Linked DNA regions of Mus musculus: region 2 is linked to region 1. The links are chromatin loops, found by intact Hi-C in ENCODE. Cell type or tissue: heart. All regions are shown on one strand.

Region 1 (8,000 bases):
ATTGAGCATTTAGAAAGACATCACCGGTCCTTTCAAAGGGGCTGAAGGAAGCCAGACTTTCTTGGGTCTCATTTCTTACACAGTGACCTGTGCCCTGGCTGCCTAAATCAGTCTAGTGGCTATTGAACACACATCATTGAATGGGTTTTAGGCTCAACAGCAATAGTGATCAGAGGTGCTGTTTGCCTTCAAGGATCACAAATAGCTGGTGAGTCCCAGACATCAGGAACTCTCTAATCTGCAGCACATACATCTACTGAGATGACTACAGTCACAGATAGAGTGGTGTCTTCAGGTCCAGTTCTCTGCTGTTTCTGGATGCACTTGGAACAAGGTCATCTTTGTCAAGTTTGGAGTCACCTTCCCTCCAGGGGCGCTCAGACCTTCTCCTTACTTGCCTCAACTTCCAAACTCAGCTTTCCCCATGAACTTTCTCCCCTTCCTCTGAGAGTATCATAATCCAAGTCTGTTGTCATTCAATTCATGAAGGCTTGACAATGCCCTGCTATCCAAACTAAGCATCCTCCATTCCAGAAACTCAGACATGTAACTTGCCCTACTAGCTGCAGGCTGGAAACCTTACATATGACTGTTGTTCCATACTTTTCTGACTTCAGCATCTAAAGTACCAACACTTAGTTTTCATATGATCACCCAGAAGGAAAAAATGATGGTTTAACACGTATTCCCTACATTGCAAACACAACCCTGCACAGAGAAACATGATCTCTTTTTCCTTGACAGTAACCAAGAAGAGAAAGGCAACAACAAGAGTCTCACTAACTACTGAACCACACATGTTTAATTCAATACACAATGCACAACCAGCAGTGACCGCTCTTCTTATGTATCCAGCGCAGTCAAACCTATGTTACACAGATCTGGACCACAAAGACCCCTCAAGTCAATGAGAAAGATAGACAAGAGAGATGAGTATATATATTCTAACTCACAACTGACCCAAAGGCTGACTGGCAAGATGTGTATGAGATAGACAGGTCTCTTTGGTGTCAGGGAAATGTGTTTAAAGTGTGGAAGGAGAGCGCTTGCAGGAGTTGGAGAAGCAAGTGTGCCATGTGCTCATATCACTGCCTGTGTGTGACCAGGTTCTGTGGCTTCCCTCCAGTGTACTTCTGCCCTCTCTCCCTCCCTCCCTCCCTCCCTCTCTCCTACCCTCCCACCTTCCCTCCCTTCTTTCTCTCTTTCTTTGTTGCATATAAGTATTTTGCATTCATGTATACAATATACACCATATACATGCAGTGCTGAAGGGAGTCAGAAGAGGGCATTGGATTCTTTAAAACTGGAATTACAAATGGTTGTGAGCTACAGTATGGGTGCTGGAGACTGAACCCAGGCCAGGTCATCTGTAAGGGAAGTTACTGCTGATATCTCTCTCTCTCTCTCTCTCTCTCTCTCTCTCTCTCTCTCTCTCTCTCTCTCTCTCTCTCTCTCTCTCCCAACCCCCAGTCCCTGCTTCTGTTTATTATGGGTCTTGAATTTTCTCCTAAGGCTAAAATAACATTCTGATAGAACTCTGGAAATAAAACAGGAGGGTATGTCTCCAGACATCCACTTTTACTGCTCTTGGAGTGTGCTTTGGAGTTGTAACTGTTCATCGTCTGCAGCTAATGGGAGCAGGGTTTGGAAAGTGCTTTATTTCTGGTACTTTTCTAATTGGGTCAATAAACAAATACACTAGTCAGAAACTTGCTCTGCAAGCTTCTACCAAGCAATGCATCTGGAGACTGCCCTGGAGACCCTGGCTTTAATTAGTTTCAGTGGGGGGTCTAGCGGCTGCTCATGTCTTTAGAATTTACAGTGTCCCATGAATTTAGGAAATGGTGACTAACAAATGTCTCCAAAATGAAGCATCTAAAAGTATAGTCTGATTTTGTTGTTGTTCTCTGGACATTATTCCTCATCAGACAGTATCCTTCTCAGTGATCTACTTTACAAAAGAATTAATTTCTAAAATTGAGGAAATTTTGTTTTGGCTGTAGCATTATTGAGTAAAAGTAATAGCCCATGTGTGTCATGTTAGATGGGAAAATCAATAAATCATGGGCATACATAGATTCTATGCAGGGCCAATTTGACTTTTAGATAAACGTAGATATACTGTCATAAAAAGAATCCATATGTAGAGCAGTAGACTCATTACTGTCCTAGTTTTGAAGATATTCATATATGGAGGAAGGCTGAGGATGAGATTCAGTTGGTAAAGTGGAGTGATTGTCTAGTATGACTGAAGACCTGGGTTTTATCAGCAGCACCATGTAATCCCTGACATGGTGCCTCATACCTGTAAATACCACCACTCAAGAGTTGGAGACAGGAGGAGGGGGCTAGCTACATAGTGAGTACTTATAAGATATATAAGACTCCTCCCTTTCTCTCACACACACTGATAACACCGTTAATAACGTTTGTATTTCAAATACTGCAATATAAGTGAATTTTTATAAATCGGAACTCTCCTGTGTATACTAAAGGTGAATGTCTGGTATACGAGTAACTAGTGCAATTAAAGCTAAATGAAACTATGTAAATATGGGGGTAGCAATCACTTCTCGGTGTAACAGAGAGGCACGCTGACTTGGTAAGCAGGGAAACGAGACAGTGACATTCAAAAGGAGCTCCTGGGAGTGTTCCTCGTCCTACGCAAAGGGACCCTGGAGACTCTGTCCCTTCATGATGGTCAGAGAGCGAAGTTCCAGAATCCAAAGATGTTGCCACAAGTCTTCCCATCCATCAGTGCAGGAACCAGGTCCCTAATTCACCCACTTTATATGCATTAGTCCCACTGAGAACCGCTCCCAGGAGGACATCAGCCTCCTGCCTTGAACGTGACCAGGCACCCTGAAGAATATGAAATAATTTTGAAGTGCCTCGAAATTCACAAACAGAATGGCAGAAAATTTGGGGAATACATGGAGTGGCCCAGGCCTGATCCTTGGCTCACCCCTCTGGCCATGGCTCAAGACATTGATGATGATGCCGTGTTCTCTCTGCAATGCCAGCTCCATCAGATAACCTAGCCGATGTCAGCCAACTTGTGGACCTTGCAAGGTCCCTGGGGAGCGAGGCCTGGCCTGGCACAATGCCACTGTCTCCTCTTTCTATGAATCAAAAAGTCCATGCCCAGACAGATTCAAGGGATAAGCAGACACGGGCTTCCTCTCGGGTGGGAAAAGTTACATACTTGGTGAGCAGAGTTACCCATAATTGGATTTAAGAAAAAAAAGAAGAGCAATCTGTTCCTACAAACAATAATTTGGCATGGTTCTGTAATCCTCAGGGCACCCTCAAGTCTGAAGATAATCCTTACTTGTAAGGGTGGACAATTAAAAGCAGAGAAACACCTGCATCCCAGGACTGAGACTTGGATTCAGATTCAGGAAAGCCAGAATGAAGGCTCTTGGTGACGATTTCTCAGTACCCAATTCAAAGGCATCCCTTCCCCTTTGCCACTGCAATAAACAAACCAAGCATACCCAAGGGCCTTCCCAGGATCCTCTGGGCGATTAACAGCTCACCTGTGCTGGCCTTAGCCTTCCCATGTAAGGGCTTTCACTTTCTTACTCCGTGAGGATCTAACTTAAGTCTTTACACTTTCCCAGAAAGCACTTTAGAAATGGAAGTACTTCTGGTCATAAATTGCTTTTATCTGTAATGTTTACAAATTTTCAGTCATCCACTACTATTATTCTGATTCCTTTGTTTCACTTGTAGAGTTGTGTAAAAGGCTCCATTTGGAGTCTGGTCTCATGTGAAGGGGTTAACTTTCTCCCAGAGCAGCTAAAAGCAGAGGCTTTGTTGCCAAAGCCACTTAGCCAGCTCTCAGGGTTCTGGCAAATCAGGGTTTTTTTGTCTTGTAAGTGCTAATTTTTAGCTTTAATTTATTCCCATGTCAACCAGCATCAGTACCTGTGACCTGCTCACCTCGTGGGATTCTTTTTATAGCCGCTTCATTAACTGATTCCTATGTTATCCCTTGGGAGCAAGAGATGTTCCTGCTGCTGGCCATGCCCCAGTGCATGAAAGCTGCTGCCAGCAGGGGTTGCCAGCTCTCCCTCTGGGGTGGAGACAGTTCCAGAGAGTGATCTTGGAACTGACTGCTTGCCTTTCTCATCTCCTTATTCTACTGTCCTATTGAGATGTCTTTGCAAACTACATAAAACTTTCAAACATGCCTTAGTTTTGCTACAGAGGCCCGAGAGAATGGCTCACTGAATAAAGCTCTTGTTGCACAAGTAGGAAGACCTCAGCTCAATCCGTAATCCATGTGAAAAGCCAGGTGAAGTGGTGTCAGTTTGTAATCCAAGCATCGGGGAGATGGAGACACATGTGTGTAACACCTGAACATATACATGGCCTGATTTTCAATTTCTCATAGTCTTTGTGTTTAATACGCAAAGATGCAGATTTGAAAAATATTAACTTTATATACTTGTGATGGTTTGTATATGCTTGGCCCAGGGATTGGCACTATTAGAAGGTGTGACCTTATTAGAGTAGGTGTGTCACTATGGGTGTGAGCTTAAGACCCTCATCCTAGCTGCCTGGAAGTTAGTCTTCCACTAGCAACCTTCAGATGAAGATGTAGAACTCTCAGCTCTGCCTGCGCTATGCCTGCCTGGATGCTGCCATGCTCCTACCTTGACAATAATGAACTGAACCTCTGGACCTGTAAGTCAGCCCCAAATAAATGTTGTCCTTATAAGAGTCGCCTTGGTCATGGTATCTATTCACAGCAGTAAAAACCCTAACTAAGACAACACTTTTGGAACAAGATTTTATCAAAGATTACAAACAAGTGATATGTTCAGATTTGTAGTTTAGAATCAATAAAGGGGCACATTAAAATAAAGGCAGCATAAGGAGCCTTGTGAGTGTGTCAGTAACTAAGTCCACTGAGAGCAAGAAGGGTATATGTATTGAAGAGTCAAAATAAATCGAGGAACCGTTTAATGTATGACTGAAGAATAGGTATGGAAGAAGATATAGTCATTGTGATAGCTAGCTGCAATCGTCAACTTGACGTCACCTAGAACAGTGGTTCCCAACCTTCCTAAAGCTGTGACCCTTTAATACAACTCCTCATGCTGTGGTGACTCCCAGCCATTAAATTATTTCATTGTTACTTCACAAGTGTAGTTTTGCTGCTGTTATGAACTGATATTTGACAGGCAGGATATCTTATATTGCAACCTTTGTGAAAGGTTGGTTTGACCAAAGGGGTTGGAATCTACAGGTTGTGAACCACTGATCTTGAGTCACCTGGGAAGAGAGTCTCAATGTGTCCAATGTTTACATTGGGCTGGCCTGTGGGTGTGTCTATGAGGTGTTGGATTAATTAAGTTAAGTAATGTGAGAAGACTCAGCCCACTGTGAGTGGCACCATTCCCTTGGCGGGGGGGGGGGGGGGGTCTTCAAATGTATAAAATTCAAGAAATACAGCTGAGCACAACCCAGCAAGCCAGCACACAATGCATGTATGTCTTCCTTCAAGACCTTAACTGTGGGCATGATATAGATAACTGCTTCAAGCTTCTGCCACTGTGATTTCTCTGTAGTTATAGACTATAACCTGGAATTGTAAGCTAAGCTAAACCTTTTCTCTAGTAAATTGCTTTTTGTTAGAATGTTTTATCACAAGACCAGAAATAAAACTTGAACAGTCATACATCTAGAATAATACAAAAACTTGTGGGGTTTTTTTTGTATATAGTATAGATCCAAATGTGAAGCATATCTCAATATATACAGCCCTAGAAAATTCTTGTGTGTGTGCTAATAATGTTACCAGAGTCGTTAACTACATAAAACAATAGGAACAGCACCCCTGAAGAAATATGAGAGAAACCAGACACAAAAGGCACGTACAGTTTATAGAAAGGGCCAAGAGCCAGTACTAATGTGCACTGTTAAAAGTCAGGAGAGTGGTGGAGTGTGGAGGACGTGGGCTAGCATCTGGAACAGAGCCCAAAAAGGGGTTAGAGGCATAGTCTGCGCTTCTCCATCCAGGTGCTCATTGCATGGGCGTGTTCATATATTCTTTTGAAAATTTGACAACTTCTACACTTACACCACACACACTTTCCTTAAGCATATGTGTATGCATACGTGTGGGTGTGTGCAAGCCGCAGTGTGTGTATGGAGGTCAGACAAGAAGATGTGAGATCTGTTCTCTCCTTCCATTATGTGGGTTCCAGGGATCAAACTCAGATCATCAGGCTTGGTGGCAAGCGCCACCTTTACCTGCCGGGCTATCAGGCCAGCCAGCCTATAAGTATGTTGTGAATAACAGAACTGCAGGTCCTTTTACAGTTCCAGATTTCCCGTGTTAATTCATGGCTGTTATTTACCAAGTTATATAAAACCATAGACTGTCCTTCACAGCATCCTCTAGGCACAGAGAGTAGTGATTCGCTCTTGCAGAAGTAAAAACTTTCCATATAATCTTTGTAGCGAGGTGTCCTCTCATTGAATGATGGTTTTTGAGTCTTATGGATAAGATTCATTTTCTTGCATCAGCTCTGCCAGAGCATGCTGCCACACAGCTGTGGGAGATCAGAGAGAGCATGCCACTTCTGTTCTACCAACGCACATCAGTACATCACAGCTGCTGTCCAGCATGTCACCAGAGTGTGAGCTGGTGTCCAGTGTGTCACCCTGAGTGCAAGACACTATAAATGCAAAATTACATTTCCCCTGTTTTCAAATAAGGACATTAAAAAAAAGCACCTTGGAAGCTGAGGAGACGGCACAGTGGGTAAGATGGGTTGGATGGGGAGATGTTCAGTGGGTAAAAGGTTGGGGGTAGGGGATGGCTCAGATCTCTTGAAGATGAGATATTAAGTGAATGTATACACACACACACACACATACATACATACATATACATACAGCTCTTTAAAATGGGCATTTGGGGTTGAAAAAATGGCTCAATGAGTATAACGCTCGCCACGCAAGCATGACTCCAGTGCCCTAGAATCCACATAAAAGGCTGGTCATTGTATTATCCCCATGCTGGGGAGGCAGAAACAAGTGCATCCCTGGGGCTTGCTGTCCAGCCAGTCTTCCTGGATAAGATTGCTACAGATTCAGTGTGAGATTGTCACAAAAAAAATTAGGTGGAGAGTAACTAAGAAATACACATGGCATTGACTTCAGGCCGCCACACATATGTAGGTGCATGTACAACCACACAGAGACATGAGCACACACATGAACCTACACAAGAAAGAAAGACTGAAAACCACCTACATATCCCTCAAGAGCAAGAAGTATTGGCAAGTCAAGGTGTATGTGAAAAATAATGACCACATCAGCACAGATGAAATTATAGTAAGACAATTTCAGAATAATATATCCAATGTCATTCCAGGTATATAAAACAAAGACAGAAAAAAACCTGACCAATATTTAACCTAAATGTAGAAATGTATGTGTTAAAATCACAGTACAAAAGGGACAGAAATGAGATAAAATTGGGGAAAGATGGTTTCTAAATTCTAATGGTGCTCATTTAACTAACTCAGAGTTCTGAGTACCTAGATATATTCATTTTAATGGCATTACCTGTATTTTTTTTAGACAAGATGTTACATGTAGCTCTGGCTGGCCTAGAACTCTCTGTGTAGACCAGGGTGGCCTTGAACTCACAGAGATCCCCCTACCTCTGCTTCCTGGGTGCTGTGCACCAGCCTTAGAAATGTAACTGCGACAGATAGTGTAAATTAAAAGCCACTAACATTTTCAAGCTGTAAATAATTAGAAAATTAAGGAAGATAGCGAAACAAAAAAAAATTTCCAAAATACAAACAGCACCTGTCAGAAGCAGTACATGATGCATAATATAATATTATAAAATTATAAAAGCAAATTTCTGAATATTGGTGCAGAAGTGATCATGAAAATATTAACAAATATAATCTGACAGCAACTTCTTTTCATGAGAAATGAGTGACTATTTGGCAGTTAACAAAATGTGT
Region 2 (8,000 bases), 170 kb before region 1:
GTGTGTGTGCGTGTTTAAGTGAGGATACCACAAGAGGGTGTTGGATACCCTGTAGTTGAATGACAGGTAGGTATTGGAACCAAAATGAGGTCCTAGGAAAAATCAGCAAGTTCTCTGGCAGCCTTGAAGAGCACTGGCTCCTCCTCCAGAGAATCCCAGTTTGCATCCTAGCGTCCACATAGTGATTCACAACTGTTTGTAACTCCAGTTTCAGGAGATGGAAGTCCCTTTTGACCTACATCAGGCAATGCAAACGTGTATAGTACACACTCACACACATGCAGGCAGAATGCTCTTACATATAAAATAAAATAGATCTTAAAAATCAAAAACAAACAGAAAAGAGGACCAAAAAAGGCAAGTGAAACTCATGAATACATCCTAGGCCATCAATAAATATCTTATATACTTTATTTTACTTTGATATAATTAATGCTTTTTGCACCAAGTTTAAGTAATTGGATTCCCTAAAGAAACTCAAGAAAATACAAAACAAGCGAAAAGTAGGCTTTGCCTTAAGAGTTTTTCCTTAAGAGAATATTCTGGATGGTATACTAAATATCAAAATTGCTACTTACTCTGTACTTGGATGGAATACATATTTCTAAATAATTTTTTTCCTTTCTGATAGTTCAACAGCTGGCAAGTTATCAGACCATTTTAAAAACTGACCTTTCCACATAAAAGATGTTCTAGCTGGTTTGGGAAATAGAAAATAGATTTTGTTTTTATTTAAAATGTCAGACTTCAAAGTTGCCTTCAGCTTCACATAGTGGACCCAAGTCTCTTGATAGTTGGTAAGTTAATAAGAAAAAGTTAGACTTAACTGAATAGTCTTGTTTATTTTTAGAAGCTAACGCAAACCCAGTAACCTTTATAAGGCATCACCAATTAAACCAGAGCCTGAAGTGCTACAGCACACCGGGGAGAGTATTTGCGGGATTTTATAACTGTCACGACCTCACTAGATAGGCAGCATGCTATTTCTAGTGGATGAGCCATGCAAAGCAGTGCAAATGGTCCTGATGTGGAGATTGGGATACATGAGTGAAGCGGAAGGAAAGGTGAAAATTGCTATCCAAAGCATCCTATGACGGGTTTGCGATGGCTGTGCTTATAGTCCCTTTGGGAAAAAAAGGCCATCCAGAAGCAGAAAGATACGCTGGGATGGACTTAGAAGAAGAATGGATACATCCTTTTACTGAGTCTGAGGTTTTGGGGCAATGGAAGGGGCTAGCTGTGAGAAAGCACCGAGGGGAGTAAGAGATGAGTTGCCAGTGCCACTGAGGGTCTAACTTTTTTACACTCCCTGAATGCATTGCCTAGTGTCCGGAAGCTCGTGATTCAGTGGCGGGGACAAAATGACCCCAACAGGAGAGGGGAGATAAAAAGGAAAGAAAGAGCCATGAGTGCATTCTGGCACATCATTAAGCATTTCAGATGCCTTTCTGGTCTTATTTTAATATCATTTCGCCTCAAATTTAGTGATTTGATCCCTAAAGGAAGTTAAGAGAACTGGGAAAGAATGAAAGGCAGTTATGGTCACACTGTCTAGTTACTTGAACCATGCTGATTTTATGGAAATTGTTGTCTCACAATGCCCTACAGACTGGGTGGGTGTGGATTTTTGTCATTGCTTCCGTATTTGTTTTTAACTCAAGATAATCATTGTTATATCATTGACTATACTTGGATATGCAAATATTCAGTTTGTACTCTTTGGGAAATTATAAATTACTTGGGAAATAATATTACCATTGCTCTCAACCTTAAAGACATTAATTTTTTTAAAAAAAATATTTGTAGGGATAATGAGATGGCCCAGTGGTTAGGGACACTTGCTGCCAAGTCTGACAACCTGAAGTCAATCAACTAAGACCCACCTGGTGACAGGGAGAACTGACTCCTATAAGCTGTCCTCTGATGTCCACAAACACTCCATGGTATGTAACCTTAATTTTTTCAAACCCTATGTTTAATGATGGTCCTTTAACCTTCCTTGTAACCCACCACCCACTGAAGGTAGTGGAAAAGGAAGGATAAGGGGAAAGTGGGCCTGTTTAGTTGTTCTTTGGAGCAACTCCTGTCTATGTTGTCTGAAAATCCGCAGTTCACTTCACAGGTTAGCAGGCAGTGGCAGCTTCATCCACTCTCAAACACTTCACAGATATACCACAGTCCAATTTGGTAGAGTTGGTAACATCGGTGACACAACCTAGCAGAGACAGCCAGGCTTCAGTCTCAGCTTAAGTCAGCAGGAGGGACCAGCAGGAACACCAGGAGAAGTTCTCAGCTGTGCCTCTTTCAGGGAAAGGATGATCACTGAAGATGCAAGACCTACAGCATTGACAGCTAGCTGTACCGGCAAACCAAGCTCTCTGTTTTCATCACTCCATGGAGTCCTACTTATACCCTCCAAACATCAGGTGTCCTCCACGTGCCTTGCATGTGCATTCAATGAGCCCAAGTCCGGGGAAGCAGCAAGAAACTGCAGTACACCGCCAGAAGATTGTGGTCATTTCTCTCTATGGCATCCTGACAAACGCAGTTCAACTGCTCATTGTAAGGCAGAACAATAAACGTGTGTCATTAGCACAGCATCTTTCATCACGTTTCCTTTCACATGCTTGTTTGAGCAGCACATCCTCTCTCCTGTGTCTGCTTCAGCAAAATGTTCCTTCATGTGTTTTCTCAAACAAAACACCATCCAGCCGATTTTACAAAGAACCCTTACATTTCCACTTCACTCACAGGCACACAGTAAATAATACATGTAAAAAGATTTCTAAACCAATTTTTTTTTCAAAATATACTACACAAATAAAAAATAGGATAGCTACACACATCAGCTTCCCTAAACAGATGTCTGCATTGCAGTATGAGGGCCAACATAAGGCAGCCTTAGCTGATTCCAGACTAAATAACTTGTTACTGGCACAGATACAAAGCCCCGATCTCTGTGGCTTACGATGATAATTTTTGAGAGTGGTAATTCAACTCAAGATACCAGCATGATTGTGAAATGAAGCTATCTTCTCTGTTGGATATTTCACACGAATTGTGCTTTAAACTTGAACTCTTGTTAGTCACACACTCAGATGCAATTCTCTCAGGCTACCCAACAAAATTCTATGCCATCATCTTAAGGAGTGATGATAACAATACAGTAGCGTGCCCACTGCTTCTGTCAACTGGGGATTCCGAAGGCTAAATCACCTTTACAAATTATTCCTTTTAATTATACTATTCTAAAAATGTAGTCTTATTAATGGGCGTTCTTATGGTCACAATACATGACATGCCTCCAAGGTCAGATACGGTTTTGGCCACCAAAGTACATACCTTTCTTACCTGTGAAATAACTGGAATCTAGGGGGGAATTTTAGCACCTTGAGGCCACTTCTGCAGTTGCTGTAAAGCACTAAAACTAAGCCCAGCTCTTCAGATTTCCAGTGCAGCGCATTTTGACTCACATTACAGGGTGCCTTGTATAATTATAGCTGCAAAGGTGGTGTGTGAGTAAAGACTGCTGAGAAAGCCAGGGATCAGAAGAAAATAAGACACACACCCCCCCCCCCCCACACACACACACATTGGGTTGTTGTCAAGAATGCTTACCCCAGGCTGGAGAGATGGATCAGCCATTAAAGGCTAGGCTCACAACCAAAAATATAAGAAGGGTTTCCCTCCAATCAATCACATTAAAGAGATGTGTGTGGTACTAGAGACCCCACCTTCTGTATTTAGTGGGTCTTCTAAACCTACGCCTCTTTCATTTCCCCCTCCTCTAGCCTCCCTTTGCAAACAGAAGTGGAGCACAGTGTGTGGGGGTGGCAAGGGGGGGTCCATGGGGCTGAAACCAATGCTGGAGAATTTTACAGTCAAGCTGACTGAATGGGTTCCCTGTATGAGCCAGGGACGAAGCTGTTTGCTAATTTGAGAGTGTTCAATATCGATGCTATTCCAACTCGTTTATCTTATAAAGCCGGGAGAATGGCTTTTAGATGCTTTTCCTGGGGCACAGAATTGAATTCTCTAACTGACCTTGTAAAATTGTCTCAAAAAAAAAAAAAAAAAAAAAAAAGAAGAAGAAGAAGCTGGCCAGTTTTTCTTTTCCTCTCCTTTACTGTGGGTTAAACATGCAGAAACTGTGTTTCATTTGAGGTTTTTCTCTCGGTTATCATCACCCTCCACAATGCAAATGCGTTTGCATTTGGGCAAAATGACCCAAAAGAACCAAGACTATCTTGAGGAAAGCTATGTCCAAGTGGCGGAAGCTCTGGAACACACAGCACACAAGGCACAACGAGCGACAGCAGGTGGCGCTCTCCACCAGCTCCAGCGCCGGCGCCTCAAGCACAGCTCAGCATCCTGCACTGGACCAGATGAAAACAGGGTCCTGATGTATGGGATGTCTATGGTAGGAAGTTCCAAGCAGGGGAGGGTTGGTACTTACAGACTTGCATCGCGAGTTTGAAACGTTAAAAATATTGAGACGGAAGCTCTGAGTTCCTGAACTGGAGATTCCAGGATGAACTTGGGCGACTCACTAAGAAGCAACTATGGGGCAGGCCACCCACCATGCCCTGCACTTGCAGGTGTGTGTACACATGCCTGTGAAGGCACACCCATGGAAATGGAAAGTGCTGACTTTCTCTGCTACTCACAGTTAACAGCCTCACTTGGAATTTCTGTCTGCGCAGCTTCCATTCAAACTCTTCTAACTGCCTGTGGGCTTGCAGAGGCTCCAGGATACCCACCCACTCTTGCCTGTTCCCTGGCTCTTCTCTTTCAGGTAAATAACCGCCATTTTGTTTCTCCGTCTTGTTCCAGGTGGGTGCTTGTCTTCCATTTTCCCTTTTTATTCTTTTTAACCAATAGAAAACTGTTTTAATTTAATTTAACTTTATTTATTTTCTTTGCCCTAGGGTTTAACCACAGGGAGACTAATGAGTTCTTACAATCTACCAACCCCCAACAAAAAGTGTTTTATTGGTTAACTCCCTTACAATGTTATAGAGGGAAATGAATTTTAGGCATTACTCTTTGTGTCAAAAATATTAAGAAATATATAGCATAGAGTTGTTGGTTGGTACTTTTTTTTTCTGAATTGTGTGTATGGGAGGGGGGTATCTCTGTGAACAACCTAGCCTTGAACTCATTAAATGGATGAGACTGGCTTTGAACTCCTAATCATCTCAATTTTGTCTCCTGAATGCTAAGACTGAAGACTTGCACCACCACACGGACTAATTGGGTTCTTATTGGGTTCTTGTTTTGTTTCATTTCTTCTTCTTCTTCTTCTTCTTTTTCTTCTTTTTATTTTTTTTTTTTATTTTTTTTTTTTTTGGTTGGTTTGTTTGGTTTGGCTTGGTTTGGATCGGTTTTTGCATTTCTTCCACATACATAGAATTACCCTCTCCAGCAAAACACCTTACATCAAACATGAGGTACCTCGAGCATTAGGGACTCCCAGTAGACAACTGGAGTCTCAGGAATGACCTTCACTTGCTCATTTCAAAATTATGTCTCTGATTTCTCTCAGATTCTTAAAAATATATCCCCTGTGGACAGATGACTCCATCTCTAGCGGTGCTCATGGAAGCTCACCTGCCTGCCTTTGAGTTTGTGAAATAGGATGCTACTTTCTTTCCTTTAGAGACCAAACACGAAGCCCTCTTCTCTTTGCAGCCTCCAGAGGGCAGTGTTCCCCTTTTATTCATCCCGGCTTAGGGCGGTCTGAAGCAGTTGCTTGGGGTCTTGTTTAAACAGCAGCAGAAGGGGAATGGCCAACGACGACAAAGGCGCATCGGTTTACAGCGCCAGAAAGATGCTTACATGCTTATACAGTGTCATAGTTCCCCTTGATTGCTCAGAAGATGAGAACTCTGCAATGTAAAACTGAGTCAAAGCCTCCTACAAAGAAGACTGATAGTGATCTGAAGTTTGTGTGTGAAGTGGGAGGCGGTGGGGAGAGGGATTCCCCTGTCCCTGGATCAGCACTGGCACGGGATGATGTGAGACAAAAAGAAATGTAGCCTGGATTCTGAAGGATACATAGGAGAGCTTTGGGCTGACAAGAGGAGAAGGAAAAATCTACCCGTGGATAGAAGAAGGGTCATGCCAGCCACCAGAGGGAAGCCTGGAGACAGAAGATGCCCTGCCAGGGGGTTGGCCTTGCAGGGTGCGCGGGGTCACGTGGGAGACACTGTGGAGGGTACCTCAGAGGCTGGCCTTTGCTAACGGATAGCCTTGTGGCAGCGAAGGCAAGATGCCTGCTTTGTTGACTTTCTCCCAAATTTCTGTGTCCAGAGGAAACTGTACACTACCACTCCCCTGTAGTTGTTCCTGATTCTTGGAGTGCTGAGGAGGGCATTTTGATTGGAGTCTGGATGGGGAATTTAAGGTCAATACAGTATGTGTACACCCATCGCCCTCTGTGTGGAGGAAGTGCTCCATGCTTCAGTGGTTAAGAGCACTTGCTGCTCTGGCAGAGGACCAGCGTGATGTTCCCAGCACCCACATCCGGCAATTCACAATTGCATGTAATTCCGACCGCTAGTCATTCTACTTTCTCTTCTGGCCTCCCTGGGTACCTACATGGGCCTGTAGACTGACTCTCTCTCTCTCTCTCTCTCTCTCTCTCTCTCTCTCTCTCTCTCTCACACACACACACACACACACACACTGAAATAAACCTTTAAGGGTTAAAAAAAAAACCCAAGTGTTTTGTGTCTTAGGAACATGTGTCACCATGTTCCTGCTCTGATGAGAAGCCCCACTTGCAGTGACTGTCACGACAGCTCCCGTAGATGGCGGCCTATAATGGATTGGATTCCATTATATAATGTAGTGGATTACATTATAACTTGGATTATCTTTGGTCACAACTAAGTTGTATAAAACACCAGTAAAAAGTTGCTAGTTTTAGGAGGTCCTTGTGGAAAAGGTGTTACTATTGTGCTTTAGATCCTATGGAAATATGAGCTAGTTTCTGCTTAATCTCTGAAGAGAGTGCTTACATGTGGGGTTCATTTCCAACTCAATAGAAAAATTAAGGGTTTTTGTTGTTGTTTTGGAAATACAAAAGGTTCTTTTCTATGTGACAAGGTGATCTATAATGACTTTTCTCCAGCTTCATAAAAGTGGTGATAACAGGCCACAACGTCTCCATTCTCCTTGGTTGTAGTCTTGGTTCCTCCATACTTCATTTAGGCTTTCACATCACTGTACAAGAGTTTCTGTCAAAACTCAGTGTATAAGATACCACGCGCCCAACTTCCCCCTGTTACACAGAGGGCAGTGCAGGTGCTTCCATTAAAAGACAGAGAATCTTAAAGTTAAGGTAAAAACGTGTTATTCATTTGTCCTTAAAGAGTCACACCAGGAGCTGATCCTGGTGTGATTAGCTATGTAAATATAGTGCTACAATCATTACCAAAAGCTATTTATTTTATCATGTGTTAGTGCATGTGTGTGTAGGTATCTGTGTGTGTGTGTGTGTGTGTGTGTGTGTGTGTGTGTGTGTGTGCAAACGCTACAGTGTGTGGTAGACCGCCAGTGTTGGTCTTCGCTTTCTCCCTCCTTTGAGATAGCCTCCTGTTTTGAGTCACCACCAGCCAGCTGGCCTGTGAGCTTCCAGGGAACCTGTTTCTCCTCCCCTCCCAGCAGCTCATCCCCATCTGAGATTACAGACGCATATGCCACAAGGTCTGGTATTTCTGTGGGTTCGGTGAATTCCATGTCAGATCTCCTGCTTGCACAGGAAACATTTTACCCACTGAGTCATTTGCCAGTCCTGAGAAGAGAGCTGGGAGAAGACTGACAAAAGATGTTAAAAAAACAACAAACAAACAAACAAACAAAAGAAACAAAACAAAACGCTTTCTGTTTCTATCATGACTGCGCTTATGGAAAACTCTGCACACAGGTGAAAAGCACACGTGAAGTCATTCTGAATGAGAAACTCTAAACTTGAACATCTTACCATGGATGTGTAA

The links. Hi-C counts contacts between places; a loop is a spot of excess contacts. Peaks named below come from ENCODE experiments on the same cell type or tissue, not always from the same donor. Only the 100,000 strongest peaks of a DNase experiment are listed, where the experiment ranks them.
Region 2: a loop joins it to region 1, with 4 times the contacts of the local background. A loop is called at or near these places in 2 of 42 quality-filtered maps.

The regions. Positions count from the first base shown.
Region 1 is chr9:111,741,443-111,749,442 of GRCm38, reverse strand. No RefSeq gene overlaps it. Among named protein-coding and RNA genes, the nearest start is that of Stac, 55 kb to the right of the region's middle. In heart, a CTCF peak has its summit at 4,046 (motif pointing right); no DNase peak of the experiment used is centred here.
Region 2 is chr9:111,915,084-111,923,083 of GRCm38, reverse strand. It overlaps 4930545L08Rik (RIKEN cDNA 4930545L08 gene), which reads left to right and starts at 4,355. Exons shown (of 2, transcript NR_166641.1): 1 at 4,355-4,795. In heart, CTCF peaks have their summits at 4,317 (motif pointing right) and 5,688 (motif pointing right); no DNase peak of the experiment used is centred here.